2 separate regions of the Mus musculus genome follow, and region 1 is linked to region 2. The links are chromatin loops, found by intact Hi-C in ENCODE. Cell type or tissue: heart. All regions are shown on one strand.

Region 1 (8,000 bases), 93 kb after region 2:
TAAATCTAAACGAAAGGATCACACTTTCTAAGTGGGCTGACATGACAAATCTTCCAAACTCATCGTGGTAGCTGCACTAGGAATGGCCCCCACAGACTCATGTGCTCAAATGCTTGGCTCATGGGGAATGAGTGCCACCATTAGGAGGTGTGGCCTTGTTGGAGGAGGTGTGTCACTGTGTAGGCAGGCTTTGGGGTCTCCTATGCTCAGGTCCACTCCTGGCTGCCTTCAGATCAAGATATAGAACTCTCAGCTCCTCTAGCAGACACTGCCATGCTCCCTACCATGATGATAATGGACTGACCGTCTGCAACTGTAAGCCAGCCCTAATTAAATGTTGTCCTTTACAAGAGATGACTTGGTCATGGTGTCTCTTCTCAGCAACCCTAACTAAGGCACTAGTCATGTCCACTTCTATTGCTCGAGTGGTCAATGGAATTAAAAAGAAGGCCCAGCTTCCACAAGCACTGCCTCAAAGGAAGAACACATGCTGGACTCTTCTGGAATGCAAACATGATTGTTGCTACTTGGAAACAGGAAAATTGAATCCACATACCCACTCCCTACAGAATGAAAGAAAAGAAAACACTATGATGACGTTGAAACTAGAAAGTAACAGCTTTAATACTCTCTTCCCTGACTCTGGCCCTTCTGCCTACACTCTGTCCTTCCTTACGTGGCCTCCTTTCTAAAGTTTGCCCCCACTCACACCCATTGACCTAGGGCACATATAGACTACAGGACAGAAGCCGAATATGAGGACAGACATGTGGCTTGTTGCCTTTCCGAGGTAAAGTCACCTCACTCAACATTATACTTTTCTGGACCTTCCATTTTCCTGCAACTTACTTTCTTTCTTTCTTTCTTTCTTTCTTTCTTTCTTTCTTTCTTTCTTTCTTTCTTTTTTCCTTCACAGCTGTATAGTATCCCGCTCTGTGAAAGTTCCACATTTTCATAATCCATTCATCTGTTGAATGCCATCTAAGTTGATTCTGTTTCCTTGCTACTGTAAAAAAGAGCAGCAATGAACACAGATGGAGGTTCAAGTATCTCTGTGGTAGGGCATAGAGTCTCATTGCCCAGGAGGACAATGGTGGGGCAGCAGGAGGCCTGTGATTGGACAGGGAAAAGGGAAGCAGAGTGAAGAGTTGCAGGGTCAGAGAACGACTCAGAGAGGAGAGAAAAGAAGCCAAGATGGAGGCGGACAGACAGGAAGAAGATCCTGATCTCACATGGTTTTAAATAGCCACAGGTAGTTATGAATATCATATAGGAATGGAATAATTGGGATAACTTGTCTGATCTAGGTGGGCAGCTTATATCATTATTGATTGGCTCTGAAATTATTGTGTGGGCATCTTGTGAATTGAGAATTTATTGATATATAAATCTGACTTAATTATAAACTTCTAGAGTTTTGTTTCTACCAGGTTGCTGGGTGTTGTGGTCGCTGGCTGAGGGGTAGACGGTCGTTGCATGGGGCTGGTATGGCAGCGAAGGGAACTCGGGAGCTCCGGCCCTGCCAGAGAGTTGGTGGGCAGAGAGTAGTTGGATGGAGCGTAGGAACTTGGCGGTTCTTTTTAAATATTTACGGCAATTTTTTAAAATTTATTTATTTGTGGAGTCTCCATTTATTTGCACCATGGCTGTATAATTTGGACTCGCACAGCAATGGATAATGGTTTCTCTTCCCCTACATCCTCTCCAACATTTGTAATCAGATATATTGATGACAGCCATTCTGACTAGGATGTGACAGTAAGTATCTCAAATCATTCCCCTGATGACTAGGGATGTTGAACACTTTTTAAAACATTTGCTGACCATTTGTGTTTCTTCTTTTGAGATCTACCTGTTCCTTTTTCTTCAGCCTATTGTAGATTGGCAGTTGTCTCCTGGGTCTCTGCCCCCCACCTCTCGTGTGTCTGTCTCTGCCACCACCACCACCCCTCTCTCTGCAGTACTTTGTAGATTCTGGATACTGAGTTGTGGTCTTTGAAACAGCTATTTGTTGATCACAGTCATGTGTCCAGCTCTACTTGAAGCATGCATGTCAATGCTATGATGTTGGAAGAATTACTGCAGACTAGGACGCAAAATGAGCATCTGAGAAGTTCAGTCTCCAAGTTCAAAGAGTTAACAACAAACAACACATCTAGAATTTAAACCCAAGTCCACCTAGCTGGAAAGCATGTGACTTTCCCCCAAAAGCTAAGGGCTTCCTGAGGAAGGGAGACTGTAAAGGTGACTGGGTAGCAGCAAACTGCTCAGCCTCATCCTGTTGAGTCACCAAGACGGTCCCTGAAGGCATGGGTAGGGCGGACGGACAGACGCTTCCAATGCAGGAGTGCTGCCCTGGGCGAGGCTGCAGGGCTCCTCTTTGCCTGCTCCCTCCCTTTCCCAAATGGACAGCCCAGAATAAGACATTCATTGTGAAGATGAAAAGAAAAGCAGCCACATGCCTCTAGCAGGAAGCCTCCCTCATCTGGGGGATTGATTGATTCCTCACACTATCATTAGCCTCCTCCAGCTCAGGCCCTGGGCCAGCAGCCTCCAGCCCTACAGCAAGCAGCATTTGTCAGAGCTGGCAGGCTGCCTCCTTCCCTCTCCCATCTGGAACAAACTCTGATATACTTGGTTCCCAAGGGGCTCAGACAAGCAAGGCTCCAAGCCTGGCTCCCCAGCATAGTTCACATGGAGAGCCACACCACACTTCCTCTTCCATTTCTGCTTGACTCTCCCTCCGAAGGTCGTAATTGACAGGTAGGAAAAAAGGACTCTTTCATGAGCCGAGCACAGCTGCAAGGTGGTGCTTGCCCCAGACGGCTACGGCTCCCTCTACCTGCTCTCCCGGCCTCCCCTGCAGGGCTGCTGTGCATGTGTCGAGGCCAAGCGTGGCCTATGACCACCAGGGTTGCTGAGCTCATTCCAGGAGACGCCCCAGTGCTCAGTCATGTGCTGGGCTTGAAGCTGTGCACAATACTAACCATCCAAGAAACCGCATTCTAACAAATAACTACGGTTCAAGAGATGAAAGAAATCCTCTTTTCTCTGTCAGCTTCAGGGCCTCATTTGGGCAAGGCTAAGGCTGTCTACCACTGAGCATGGTGACATAGGCCTGGCTCTCATAAGCTGAAAGATCGGTGGATTCAGACAGGTGGAGCCCTTCAACACTACGGGGTGCACTAGGTATTTACAGTAGTGTGGCCATGCCTACACATGTGGGCACACATTCCCCTATGCTAAGGCTTTTGAGCCTCCAGGCCATGCCAGGGCCCTCTCTATTCTTCCTAAAGTAGAAGGAAGATACTCCAGGCCACATTAAAACAGCCTGAGAGCTAGATGCCCTTCCTCCTGAATATAGTTTGTCCTCATAGGTACCCATACAGAATGAAGACTGCTACCACACATCCTGCCAACCCTATCCTGCCTGTCTCTTTCCCGACCACCAGCCTTTCCCAGATATGGAAGGGGAACTGCTTGCCTGGCAGTTCTCACATTCCTCCTTGTAGTACACACGTCTGGACACCCTCCTCCACCCTCGCTGAGCTGTTGACAGCCATCCAGACCAACTCCCTAGCCCAGGCATTCCCCAGCAAGCTGGAAGACAGGAGAAAGACTCCCTCACCAGGCCAGGCAACACAGGTGCCTGCCAAGCCCTCTCTGCCGCCTCCCACTGAAAGCCAGGGCTGCTTATCTGAATCAGGATGCAGAGTGTTGTGCCTCTTGACCAAGTCACTTATTTCAACACTTCAGGGACCCAGTCTGTGGCTAGGAGCACTCAGACACCTACCTGTGGGTGCTTCAGCCGTTGTACACCTTCGGGAAGGCAAAGCCTGTGTCCACAGTAGCAAACCCTCTATGTGGCTCTTCTATCTTTATGCATCCTGTAATATCTGTAGCCTAATTTAAACTTTAAAAACTCATGACACGCTGGGCGGTGGTGGCGCATGCCTTTAATCCCAGCACTTGGGAGGCAGGCGGATTTCTGAGTTTGAGGCCAGCCTGGTTTACAAAGTGAGTTCCAGGACAGAACTCAAGAGAAACCCTGTCTCAAAAAAAAAAAAAAAAAAAACAAAACAAAAAACAAAAAACAAAAAAAAAAAAAACAAAAACAAAAAACAAAAAAACAAAACAAAAAACCTTTTAATGAGAAGGAAATTAGGGTGTCATTACGTATGCTGGGATCATATAGCAGCGAGATACTAGAGAGTCTGGACAATAGATTGTTGTCAAATCTAAAACTTTAGCTACAAAATTTACAACCTGAGGTGATTCAGACAAGAAAGGTCTCCATATCTCATAATTTAAATGCTTACATTTAAAGGGAATAGAATTGTTTGGGAAGGATTAGGGGCTATGGCCTTGTTGGAGAAGGTGTGTCACTGGGGGTGGGCTTTGAGGTTTCAAGAGACCATGCCAGGTCTAGTCTGTCTGTGTCTGTCTCTCTGTCTGTGTTTCTGTCTTTGTCTCTCTGTGTCTGTCTCTCTGTCTCTGTCTCTGTCTCTCTCCTGATGCCTGTGAACCAGAATAGAAAACTCTTAGCTAAGGCACCAGTGCCATACCTGTCTGCTTCCCACTGTGACAATCAGGGACTAACTCTTTAAAACTGTAAGCAAGCCACCAATCAAATGCTTTCTTTAGAAGAGTTTGCCATGGTCATGATGTCTCTTCACAGTAGTGTAACAGTAACTAAGACACCATAAGCTAAAGTATAGTTTCTTTGACAGGTAAATAGAAGTATGTAAGTACATGTATAGGAAGCTCATTGATAAAATGCTGCCTGTGGCTCTTGCTCCCTTACTCTCTTGCCCTCTTCCCTCATCACCCCTTCTCCCCCCACCCCCTCCATGTGTTTATGGCCAGCCTCCCCTCCCCTCCCCTCCCATCTCTTCTCCTCTTACCCTCTCCTTCTTCCCCGCCCCCTCCCTCACTTTCTCTGTCCCTACTACCCTCTCAACTCCCTTCCCCATGCCCTAAATAAACTATTTCATGCTTAAAAAAATTGCAATCTGTGAAAAGCATATCTCACATTTGCCTTTTGTAAAGTTTGTTTCAGTAAGGTAGCTAATCAGGTGTCCCTATGGCCCACAAGTCATAGCACAAGAGGAAACCACAGGCTTTGGAATTCAGAGAGCCCACAGGGTTTAAGGCACAACTTTACACTGAATTACTTTAGGTAAACCACTTTGAATACCGTGCCTTCATCAGTGCAGGAAAAACAACTGTGTTACATGGGGCTGCTGTCAGGGCCAAAGAAAACTCCATCCCCCAAAATTCTGGCACCCATTTCCCCTATCAAAGCAGCCAATTTCTTGTCACTATCAAGGAGGATAGAAGGTTATCGGTGGGCCTATTAGCCTATCAAAGCATACAGAGGCCTCCAGGCTCCTTCACCCCTCCCCCTAGCCTAAACTTCTCCAGCTCCTGGGCTCCCCTCCCCCAGCTTCTCATTCCTATAGAACCCTACTATTTTTGGCTACTTGCTCTCTTGTCTTCCTCTCTAGGCATCCTCTCTTGGTCTCCTCTGCCCACACTCTCTCTCCTCTCTCGCTCTCCCCATCCTTCTCTCTCTCCTCTCATGGCCAGGTCCAGTCTGGTGGCTATGTTCAATCTATTCTCTCTCTCTATCTCTCTCTCTCTCTCTCTCTCTCCCTCTCTCTCTCTCTCTCTCTCTCTCATTCTGTATTCGCCTCTTCCAGATGCCTCATATCTACGATAAAGCTTTTCCCCAACCCTGCCTCAGAGAGATCATGGCTTCAGTTTATACACCAGGGCCAAACGTTCAGTTTATCCAAACTGGTGTGTGCTTGCTAGCATGCCGAGGCTACACGGTCAAGAGCAGCTGTGCATGCATTCGCCCTTGCTCTCCGGCCACAAGTCACTCACAATGGCCCTGCAGGCCACACACTTCACTCCTCCTCAGTATTCTCACGACTCCCTTTTCTCAAATCAAACCGCAGAACTCACCTTCAGCACCCAGGCCAAACAGTCTCCTCCAAGAGGCCTCCCTCCACCGCGCAGCAGCTTATGAGTCTTGTGATCTACAGTGTGCTTTCTTTTGCCTGGAGGTTGTCTACACGATTGCGTCCCCAAAACCCATGAAAAGACAATGTCCTGCTCATCTGAGTCTCTCACCTGATCTGCCCTCTGCCCACTCATGGGTCAATGATGCCATTTAGATAAGCCTAAGCAAGTTGTTCTGTTCTGGGTTTGTTTTTAGAGCTGTGATCTCCCAGGCTGTCCTGTCTGGTTTAGCATTCAGTCAATTTTACCCTCATAACTGTCAGTACTGAAAAGCCTTCTCTGGCGCCAACTTCCAGATCAGACAACCCCCATCTGGAGACCTCTGCAGCCAGCTGTGGTATGGGACCAAGTTTTGGGCAATGACAAGAATGACGTGTGCCTCTTAAGGGTTCCCTGATGGTTGACCATAGGGATTGGAAGGAAGTGTGATCAGAGCACATTATATATTTACATGACAGTGACCTTATACAACTCCCATGCAATAAAGATTTTTTAAATAGAATTCTTAGAAATCCCCCTATGGTCATTCTAAAGGACCCCCTTGGTACAACCTTGAGACTTCAGGTCTATTTCTGTTGTCCTCAGCACATGCTATGGATTTTCCTTAGGCTCCCCTACGCTGCCACCATCTTGGTGTTTAATGGCTACATCCAGTTCCCCTACCAAGGTGTGTACGTTGCTGGGGGCTGAACCCAGAGCTTCACTTACTCTGGGAGAGTGTCCTCCACTAAGCTGCCATGATACTTGCAGGTTATCTATTAATTTTCTCTAAGAACATCGTTTGTGTTCTCCTCAGTTGTTTTTGTTGTTGTTGTTGTTGTTGTTGTTGTTTTTGTTTTTATTTTATTTTTTTTGTAATTCTATGGTTTTATTTCAGCCCGTAATTTCAATGATCTGTCTTTGAGTTCTCAATTTAATAATTTTCAATAAACTTTACTTTGAGTATCTATGCTACACCTAACCAAAGACCAGCTCCAAACCAGAAATTACTCTGGGAGATGAAGACAACAGCCCAAGAGCTCATTTATGGTTGGGTAAGACAGAACAGTTTTGTTTGTAAGTGAATTCCGTTCCTTCCCAAATCCTTCCTACCAGTCCAGTCCAGCCACAGACCCTTGCTCCACCCCTCCAGACCCCCCACAATGCCCATGCCAATCCCAGATGTGTCCCAGGTAATGCCTAAACTCCCATAGGAATCTGAAATGTTTTAAGAAAAAAAAGCCCTTCATCATCCTTTTTGTCACACATAAAGGTTTCTTTTGACATTTCTAGTCTACTGGTTGGCTGAATAAATAGAAGACAAAACCAAGCCACAGGAGAGGGGGACATCAGGCAGCCGGCCTTGGTGTAGCAAAGGGGACTAATGCTGAGAGGCAGGTGGATAAACAAAGATTTGACCAGGGATGCTCCCCTGGAAAGACTGAAAGACAAGGAAGGTTATCTTGGCCAGCAAAAACCAGACTTCAGCTTGCCCCTGCAGGCCCTGGAGTGAAGGCCAAATGCCTGACTGGAGAGCAAGATGCCCAAGCACCTCAGCTCACCGAATGATCTGCCTTTGAACAAGTCACCAGACTGCCTCCGCTTTTGTTTCCTCGCCCACAAAAACAGGTAATAATAGTGCATGGTACAGAGGGAATGAGGAAAGACTGTCCTGCGCACACAAGTACCTAGCCTCGTCTCTCACCACTTCCCGACTCTGATGTTCCTCCTCAGGATCAACCTCAACACATCAGCATGCTGACCCTCACCCTTGACCCTCTGTTGTATATATAGCCCTTTCTCACCCTCCTGTCAAAAGGGTAACCCTGCTACCTTCGGACACCTAGCTGAGCTGTTTCCTCTTTCAGAGAACATTTCGAAACCTTTCTCCCTAGGCTGACACACTTGAATCATCACATGCATCAATTAACTTGTAACCATTCAGTCATGTGTACCTCTGAGCAAGTTCTGGATGGAAGAAAAGAAAGAGCTTA
Region 2 (8,000 bases):
ATTCAGTTTGGCAGGGATTCAAATATCTTTTGGGTATGGATAATATTAAAGTTGTTTAATGTTGCTCTACTTTATTGAAAAGTTGACTCTGGAGTGGGCTATGACTCTCCCTCCTGTAGACCCAAGCATGCTTGGGTAACCTCCAATTGTCCTCTGTCAGACAGGCCACTTGACTTTGTGACAGAGATGGGAGAGCAAAGCAAAACAACAACAGGAATTAGATTATTGGTTTCATTTAACTGCCTAAAACTTTTGCTAAGATGTAAACCTTAGCTCAAGATCTGTAAGACTATTCATTATGTAAACTTTCTGTACCTCAAAATTTGTATGTTTACTGGGTATGGTTAAAAATCTGTAAAATCTGTAACAAAAAAAAAAGTTAACTTAAAATTTGTAACATGAGAGGTTGACAGTTAAAAATCTATACATAGGTAACCTTAAAGGAACCATATGGTATGATGCCATCTTGGGCTATAAGCAACATGTGGCTTGTCTGTTGCCATCTTAGCTGCTGTCCCCCATCGGGATGGAGGCAGCCAGAAACAGAGCCAGCTGGAGCCTAGGAGACCTGCTGTGTGTGCCTGTCTGTGTGTGCTGCCCAGGGTGGGGCCACAGAGGGGACCCAAGCCCTTAGGGGAAGCCCAGATGAGTGAATCCCAGACACTGAACATTGAGTTGTTTGCACTGTTGGAGTTTGGTTTTGCTTTGTCCCCACTGTGGCTGTGCCCTGTTTTGTCTCTCTTACAATAAAATAGAGTATTTATATATATATATATTATTGGAGTTTACAATAGACAGATTTTTAACTTTTTTTAAAAGGGAAATTTAGGAGTTTTGAAACTTTAAATTAAAAAGTTAGATATTTCCTTTAAATATTTACATTTATAAGGCTATGAGATATTTTAAGTTTCTTTTTTTTTAAAGATTTATTTATTAATATATATTAATACTTAATATACAAAGGCATCTCACTGGGCTATCCCACCCTTCAATGTTAGTCATAGGCAGGGAGGAGATTCTGGCAATGGAACACTCATCAGTATATATTAAGTACACTGTAGCTGTCTTCAGACACTCCAGAAGAGGGAGTCAGATCTTGTTGCGGATGGTTGTGAGCCACCATGTGGTTGCTGGGATTTGAACTCTGGACCTTTGGAAGAGCAGTCGGGTGCTCTTACCCACTGAGCCATCTCACCAGCCCATATTTTAAGTTTCTAAAATGCTTTATATTAGATGTCGACTAATATGCTCTTTGGGGATTTTTTTTGGTTTTGTTTGTTTGTTTTCATTTTGTTTTGTTTGTTTGGTTGTTTGGTTGGTTTTTTTAAGACAGGGTTTCTTTGTGTAACAGCCCTGGCTGACCTGGAACTCGCTTTGTAGACCAGGCTGGACTCAGATTCACACAGATCTGCCTGCTTCTGCCCTCCAAGTACTGGGATTAAAAATGTCCTCCACCACGGCCCAGTTTATTAATATGTAATCTTCAAATAAATAAGTAATGAATGAATGAATGGCTAACGAATTAGAGCTGCAGCTATCAGCACCAAACAGAGGAACCTAGAATATTCCTATCATGGGATGCAGTAAGTCAGTGACCTAAGCAGTCTGGCAAAGAGACCATGGAATGTCTTCCTAACCAGGGACTATCCAGGCTGACAGAGACTGACCAAAGAATGGACGCCTAGTCTCTTAGTCTGTGCCAACTTTGTTAATCGTTAGCTATTTAGATAAGAGTCACCTAAGGAACTGTGACAATCTGTAATGGTGCGCCATGGAAGGCCTGGGGAAGTAAGTTCCCAGTGTCCCTGTGAACTGTATTTATGACTCAAAGTTTTATTCTGATACTAAAAGAATACCAATTCGGATATTCAGCCCCAAGAGAGGTGGCAGCAGCTGCTGCCCTTGCTGCTGCTATTGGCTGGTTGGAGATATCCTGACAATGAAGATTAGACATGCCCCAAGGAACTTGGTGCCCCAATCAGCAGGAAGTAGTCTAATGATATCAACATCCCCTTCCCCCCTTTACCATCTGCAGTCACAGCTCTCAGTAATAACTACTTATGTCTCTGTCAAATGATTTATATCGGAAAGAAAGGGATGTGAAGTCTATGTAAGTTACAGGGGTCTAAGAAAGCAACTTCTGTGGATGTAAAATATTGTGTAAGTTCTGAAGGCCTTAGGAAGTTATTTAAGATATATGAAAAAAATGAGAGAATACAAAATGTTTCAAATTTCCGTCCCCTTCTATGATGTTGTTGTTATACTAAGATCTCAGAAGTTCAGAGTTCTAACATCGATTAACGGAATTCTGATAAACTGGTAAAGCACGGATTACCATTACTAGTCACAAGCTCAAGATCTGACGTTTCCTTTGGTTGTCTGCTTCTGACCGGGCTAAAACCATCTCGGCTCAATCTGGGTACCCAGCCCTCTGGACAGAGAAGCAAATGTCCATACTTTTTAAGGCAAACCCATCGCTTCTGCTAGCTCATAAGCATGCTTCTACTCTGTTTACAGAATTAGCTGCTTTTTCTACAATGTGGATTTCAGTGCGGATTGTGAACAATGATAACGCTATCAAATCTAAAATTTTTATCTCTTTTTTTAAACTAAAAAAAAAAATCAAAAATACTTCAGGGAGTTGTGGAAGTCGTTCCGTTTTGGATCTACCTCTCACAGATCAAACAGACTCTAGATAAGTACACCCTAGTTGTCTGTGCCTATATCACTCCCTCCCCAACTCAACTCCCCCCCACTTTGGGATTCCTCCCCTAACCACCAGGACTAGGGTCCTGAAAGCTACAAATGTAATATTTTTTTCCTTTAAGTTTCTTGACTTTAACTTCTATCCCTAGTCTATATCTGATTTAGCAGATTTCCACCTTGCTGACAGATACCACCTAGAAATCAGCTGTGGACAAACTGTTCCAAATGACTTCAAGGCCTGGGCTTGCTGGAAGCTGATGCGAACCAGTCCAGTTCCCTTTCTCTTCGGCTGGGTCAGTTAACAAGATGCTTCTGATGAGTGTTCCATTGCCAGAATCTCCTCCCTGCCTATGACTAACATTGAAGGGTGGGATAGCCCAGTGAGATGCCTTTGTTTGTTAGGAACGAGTCTTGGAAGAGAGCACTTGGACTTCCCCTTTCTCTAGTCCCGTACACAAAGTGAGCAATGGCGTGCTGTCTCAGCACAGGCTCTCATGTAACTGGGAGCCAAAGTAAATATTTTCTTGTTCTTAAGATTTATTATCATTTTAAATTGCATCTAGAGGTGTGTGTGCATGAGCACTAGAGCCCTCAGAGCTCAGCGTCTTCTAAGATGACCCTTGTGAGCCACTTGGCATAGATGCTGGGGACCCAACTCGGGTCCTCTACTGGACCAGTGCACACTGCTAACCAGTGAGTCTTCTCTCTAGCCCCAGCATTTTCTCCTTGTAAACTGAATGTCTCATGTATTTGTAGTAATAATAAAACGAAGTCAAATGTCCCGTTATGCTGTTTTAAATGAACTAGTTTTCAATATCTGTCTCCTAAAAGGGTAAAGAGGGGGAGATCTGGGCTTTAAAATCTTTGCCAGAGAGGAAGCTGCTTTTAACAATAAGGAGGAAGTGTAGTGATGACCTTGGCCATCTACTCTGAGCTTTTATCCCTGTGATAACAAACAGCAATTAGCAAGACCTGATCTCTATCTAGACTAATCTAGGACTGTGTACACAGCTGCCGTGTCCTGGAGTTAAGAATGGGAAGTGGGGGCTTATAGATGCTAACAGCACAGATTGACCCAAATTAACCAGTTTCCCATTTAAACCTGAAGCTCTAAGTCACCTAAGACCTATAAGTCCCAAAATAGTGTCATCTCTACTGGTCACAGTGGTGGTCTAGGAGGGAGACAGGCTTGGGGGGGGCTTCCTCCTGGGCACCTCCCCAGAGGCTTCCTTTCTACCTGTGTTGGTTTTTAAATTTACTCAGCTCCATCTCATCTACACCATGAAAAGAATAGAAACGCCAGTGCCCTGCTCCAAGTTACCCTGCATTGTGTAAAACAGTGGTCTATCAGTCTGTGCCATCCTGAGAGAATCCATTCTCAAGGAGGTTTTGACACCATCTTGAGGAGGGAGGATGACTCTGTACCAGTGTGGACATGTCCGGCACCACTCACATGCACAGACTGATGAACGATTTATTCCTGGGAGTAGGAAGGGTGCCACCCTGTCAATTTATCAGAGTGAATTGAGAAGGAAGGGCATAACATAGGTATCTTAAAGGCATATCAGGTAAATCAGACCAGAAAACTTACTGGATACACTAGATCATAGCGAGGCAAACACTTAAAACTACAGTGGCAGTGACCCCCAGCAACCTGTCAGCTGCTGACCACCCTAGTATGCATGTCAAAGGACCAACTGGCAGATCTCGCCATTGTTCTCCAGGGTTCAGCTTGGTTTAGTCCTGCTTTTGATAGTCTAACAGAATTACCATCTACCTACATTCTCTTCTCCCACCCAGACCTGCCCACCTGCCTGTTCATTCATCTTGACCTGCTCCTGCCCTTTTGTCTATACAGCTCCACTAGACTCTATAGCTCAGTTCTGACCCTGAAGCCTAACACTGATATCTTGCCCCTTACATTTCTATCAATTTCCCCGTCGTAGGCCTTCATAAACCTATGAACACCCCTGCAATAGCCATTTAGTTCTTTCAGTCACTCTTCAACCTCTTCACATACACACGTAGATAGATAGATAGATAGATAGATAGATAGATAGATAGATAGATAGATAGATGATATATAAATAGATAGATGAATAGATAGATAGATAGATAGATAGATAGATAGATAGATAGATAGATAGAGATAGGTAGCTATATGATGGATAAATAAATGGATAGATAGTAGATAGATGATAGAAAGATAGATAGATGATAGATAGATAGATAGATAGATAGATAGATAGATAGATAGACAGATATATATTTTGTGTGATATGAAATGTGTGACTTGAAAGTCAATGTTAAAAATTAAGATAAGGATAAAAGAACCCACGTTTGCTCTGGCTAGGGCTGCCAAAGAAAGCAGGAATTACCTGGTAAGTTACTGCCATTGGAACCACTGTAGCTTTGGCTACAGTATGAATTTACTGGCATCCAATAAATCCCAACACTGTGGAAAGCCACTCTTGTAGGCTACTGAACTATAATTATACCATCTTGTTACTGTATTCTTAAGATACTTTCATTGTTAAAATTACCTTCTTCCCTTGGTTCACTTAACAGGCCGATACATTCCTTAGGGACAAAGGTTTTCTGTGTTTGAAATTCCTTTTAGCAGACTTCCTCTTCTCCTACCTCAACTACAAGACATACACTTTGATGAAACTCTGCCTCTGTCTGTTTGTCTTTCTCTGTCTCTGTCTGTCTGTCTGTCTGTCTCTCCATCTCTCTGTCTGTCTGTCTCTCTCTCTCTTTCTCTTGTAAATGCCTACGTGACATCTCTTTACAGATACCTAAATTTGACATAAACCCCAGCTGGAATTGTAGGGCTTTGTCCTCTCTAGCTCAGATTTCCTGTGTCTGGGGCATGAGAAGAAAACCAGTGGAAATATGAAGAGATTTTTAGAGGATGGGATAAAAGATCATAACTAAATATCACATTTTCTAGACGTGTTAATCTGAGCACTCAAAGGCTAGCCTCCTCCCCCTCCACCAGGCAACATGAATCCTGCCTCCTTCCACCTTCAGCCCAGCCCGATAAGGAGACTCTCACATCCTGAGTATCTCTGTCCTGCTGGTTCCTCCCTCAGGCAGGCCTCCATCAGTATCCTTCCGAATCAAGCCCCGCTTTGACATCAAACTCAAGGCCACTTGCATCAGAGAAGTTTGTTAGCCAAACTATTTCTTCACATGCATCTTTTTGATTGCTAAAGAAAGTGATACTGAAACCCCCAAAATGCAGGACTAAGGAGATGATTCAGTTGGTAAAATGCTTGCTGAAGAAAGCACAAGAGCATAACTCCCATCCCTAGCAGCCATGTGAAAGACTGGGCAGATGCATGCTCTTGTAACCTCAGGACTGGGGAGGCAGAGACAGGCAGATCCCTGGGGTCTGCAAGTCAAACTGGCTTAATCCGCAAGCCCCAGTGAGAGAGATCCTGTCTCTACAAAATAATGATAAATCCCTGAGGCCGAATAGCAGAGACCCTGGAAGTAGGAGGACACTGGAGATACCGCCAGGATAGAAAATAACTTCTGTTTTTAAATTAAAATAATAACACAGAGGTTTAAAACTGGGCATGGTGACTCCTTCGGATGACTCTCAGTACTTGAGAGAGGGGAAGAGGAGAGCAGAGGTCAAGGCTAGTCTGGACAATAATGCAAGATGCTGCTCCCCCCCCCCCCAAAAAAAAAGACTGGGAGGGGACGGGACAAGAAATAAGTTCGCACGCACAGAAGTTGTGTTCCTTGACCTCACCTCTTACAACCGTGGGCCTCAGACGCAAAGAACACTGTACAGGAAGAAGGGCAGAGTTCCAGCAGCTGGAAGCTCCAGCGAGTCCGAAAAGAAAGAGAAAGGAATAAAGACACGGAGCCCTGCTGCTGGAAAGGAAGACGCCACAACACTAGCACAGTTCTGGTGGACTATTCTGATCGATTCCAGGCCCTATAGCCGTAAGAGGCAGACTGAAATAGTAGAGAGGTTATACATCCACAGAGGATCATCTAAGGCAACTGTGTCTGCTGAGGGAAGAGCAAACATCACTGCTAATAGTGGGGTTAATACATTGGCAGTCTTAGTACAGAACTTGTCTATCATCTGTCTATCCCCCCCCTCTCTCTGTGTGTGTGTGTGTGTGTGTGTGTGTGTGTGTCTGTCTGTCTGTCTGTCTATTTATCTATCTTTATATGGAGTCTTAATCCTGTCTCAGTCTCGCAGTGGCTGGGACTATCATGCACACCACTGTGCCTGGCTACCATGCAGTTGGGGCTATTTGCATAAATCCAGTTTGGTTTTTTCCCACTAAATTAACTAACAGAACTTTTTGGCAAGAACAAATCTAACATTCCTATTAGTATTGAGAAAGCAACATGTCTACTACTACCTTAGAGAAGGATTAGAAAATTCATCAAGTAATGCGTAGATTCTAGTACATCATAGACTTCTATGGCACTGATGTTGTGCCCTACACTTGGGCAGTGTTTTAGGGCCCACCTCAAGCTCTGTACCATCTTTGCTTACTTATCACAACACTTCTCTTTCTCCCCTGGATGTCCTGTGATCTGCTGGTCTCTTGTCTAAAAATTATAGGCACAACTGCATGGTTACAAGAGAAAGTAAAACCCTGTTCCCCTCAACCCTAGGCAGCTCCGTTGTGTATACTCTTCACGTGGAGAGGACCTTATGGACAACACATCACAAGGTTGGCCATGGAATCACTGGCCCTTCTTCAGGGACATCTCTGGGACTCGGAAAGTCAAGAAACGTAATCAACCTGGCAGCTTTGATGTGGACAGGCTCAACACTAGGGCCCACACCGGAGTCATCTTCCTCTGATGTGCTCTCTGCAGAAAAGAATCCTTACCTGAGAGTTCACTAGGCGGATGGTAGTTTTTGTGCCCACATCCTGTTGGAAGTTGTCTGTAGGTGCCCCATTAAACCTCAGGACCGCATCATGATTATCTGTAAGCCACAGGAAATGGAAAATGGGGGTGAGTGCTGGCAATGTGCAGGAAGAGAGACAGGAAAAAGGAAGGCAGAGAGAAGATAAAAAATACACGGTACACAAGGGTTAGTATAACGTGAGTGTGGTACCCAGCCCAGTGAAGTTCATGAAGGTGATCACAGGTCTGTTGGCCACTACAAGAGACAAGATGTCCATTAGTTGTGAAGTCCATCTAGTGGCACCAGTGTGCACTGACACAACAGAAAAAAGAACAGGGCCAACAGGCTTATTATAGCAGAGTCCTTTCTCAGTTATTAATGGAATAAACCACACATTCACTAG

What was found. A loop is a pair of places that touch in the nucleus more often than their neighbours do. Peaks named below come from ENCODE experiments on the same cell type or tissue, not always from the same donor. Only the 100,000 strongest peaks of a DNase experiment are listed, where the experiment ranks them.
Region 1: a loop joins it to region 2, with 1.8 times the contacts of the local background. A loop is called at or near these places in 2 of 42 quality-filtered maps.

The regions. Positions count from the first base shown.
Region 1 is chr16:23,235,411-23,243,410 of GRCm38, reverse strand. The region is part of intron 1 of St6gal1 (beta galactoside alpha 2,6 sialyltransferase 1); the gene reads right to left. Among named protein-coding and RNA genes, the nearest start is that of BC106179, 14 kb to the right of the region's middle. In heart, CTCF peaks have their summits at 2,857 and 3,661; DNase peaks (open chromatin) are centred at 2,600 and 3,600; H3K4me3 peaks cover 509 bases; H3K27ac peaks cover 1,166 bases; H3K27me3 peaks cover 1,007 bases.
Region 2 is chr16:23,328,017-23,336,016 of GRCm38, reverse strand. St6gal1 (beta galactoside alpha 2,6 sialyltransferase 1) reads right to left here. Exons shown (of 8, transcript NM_145933.4): 5 at 7,578-7,675. Among named protein-coding and RNA genes, the nearest start is that of Gm30814, 5.3 kb to the right of the region's middle. In heart, no CTCF peak of the experiment used is centred here; a DNase peak (open chromatin) is centred at 3,066.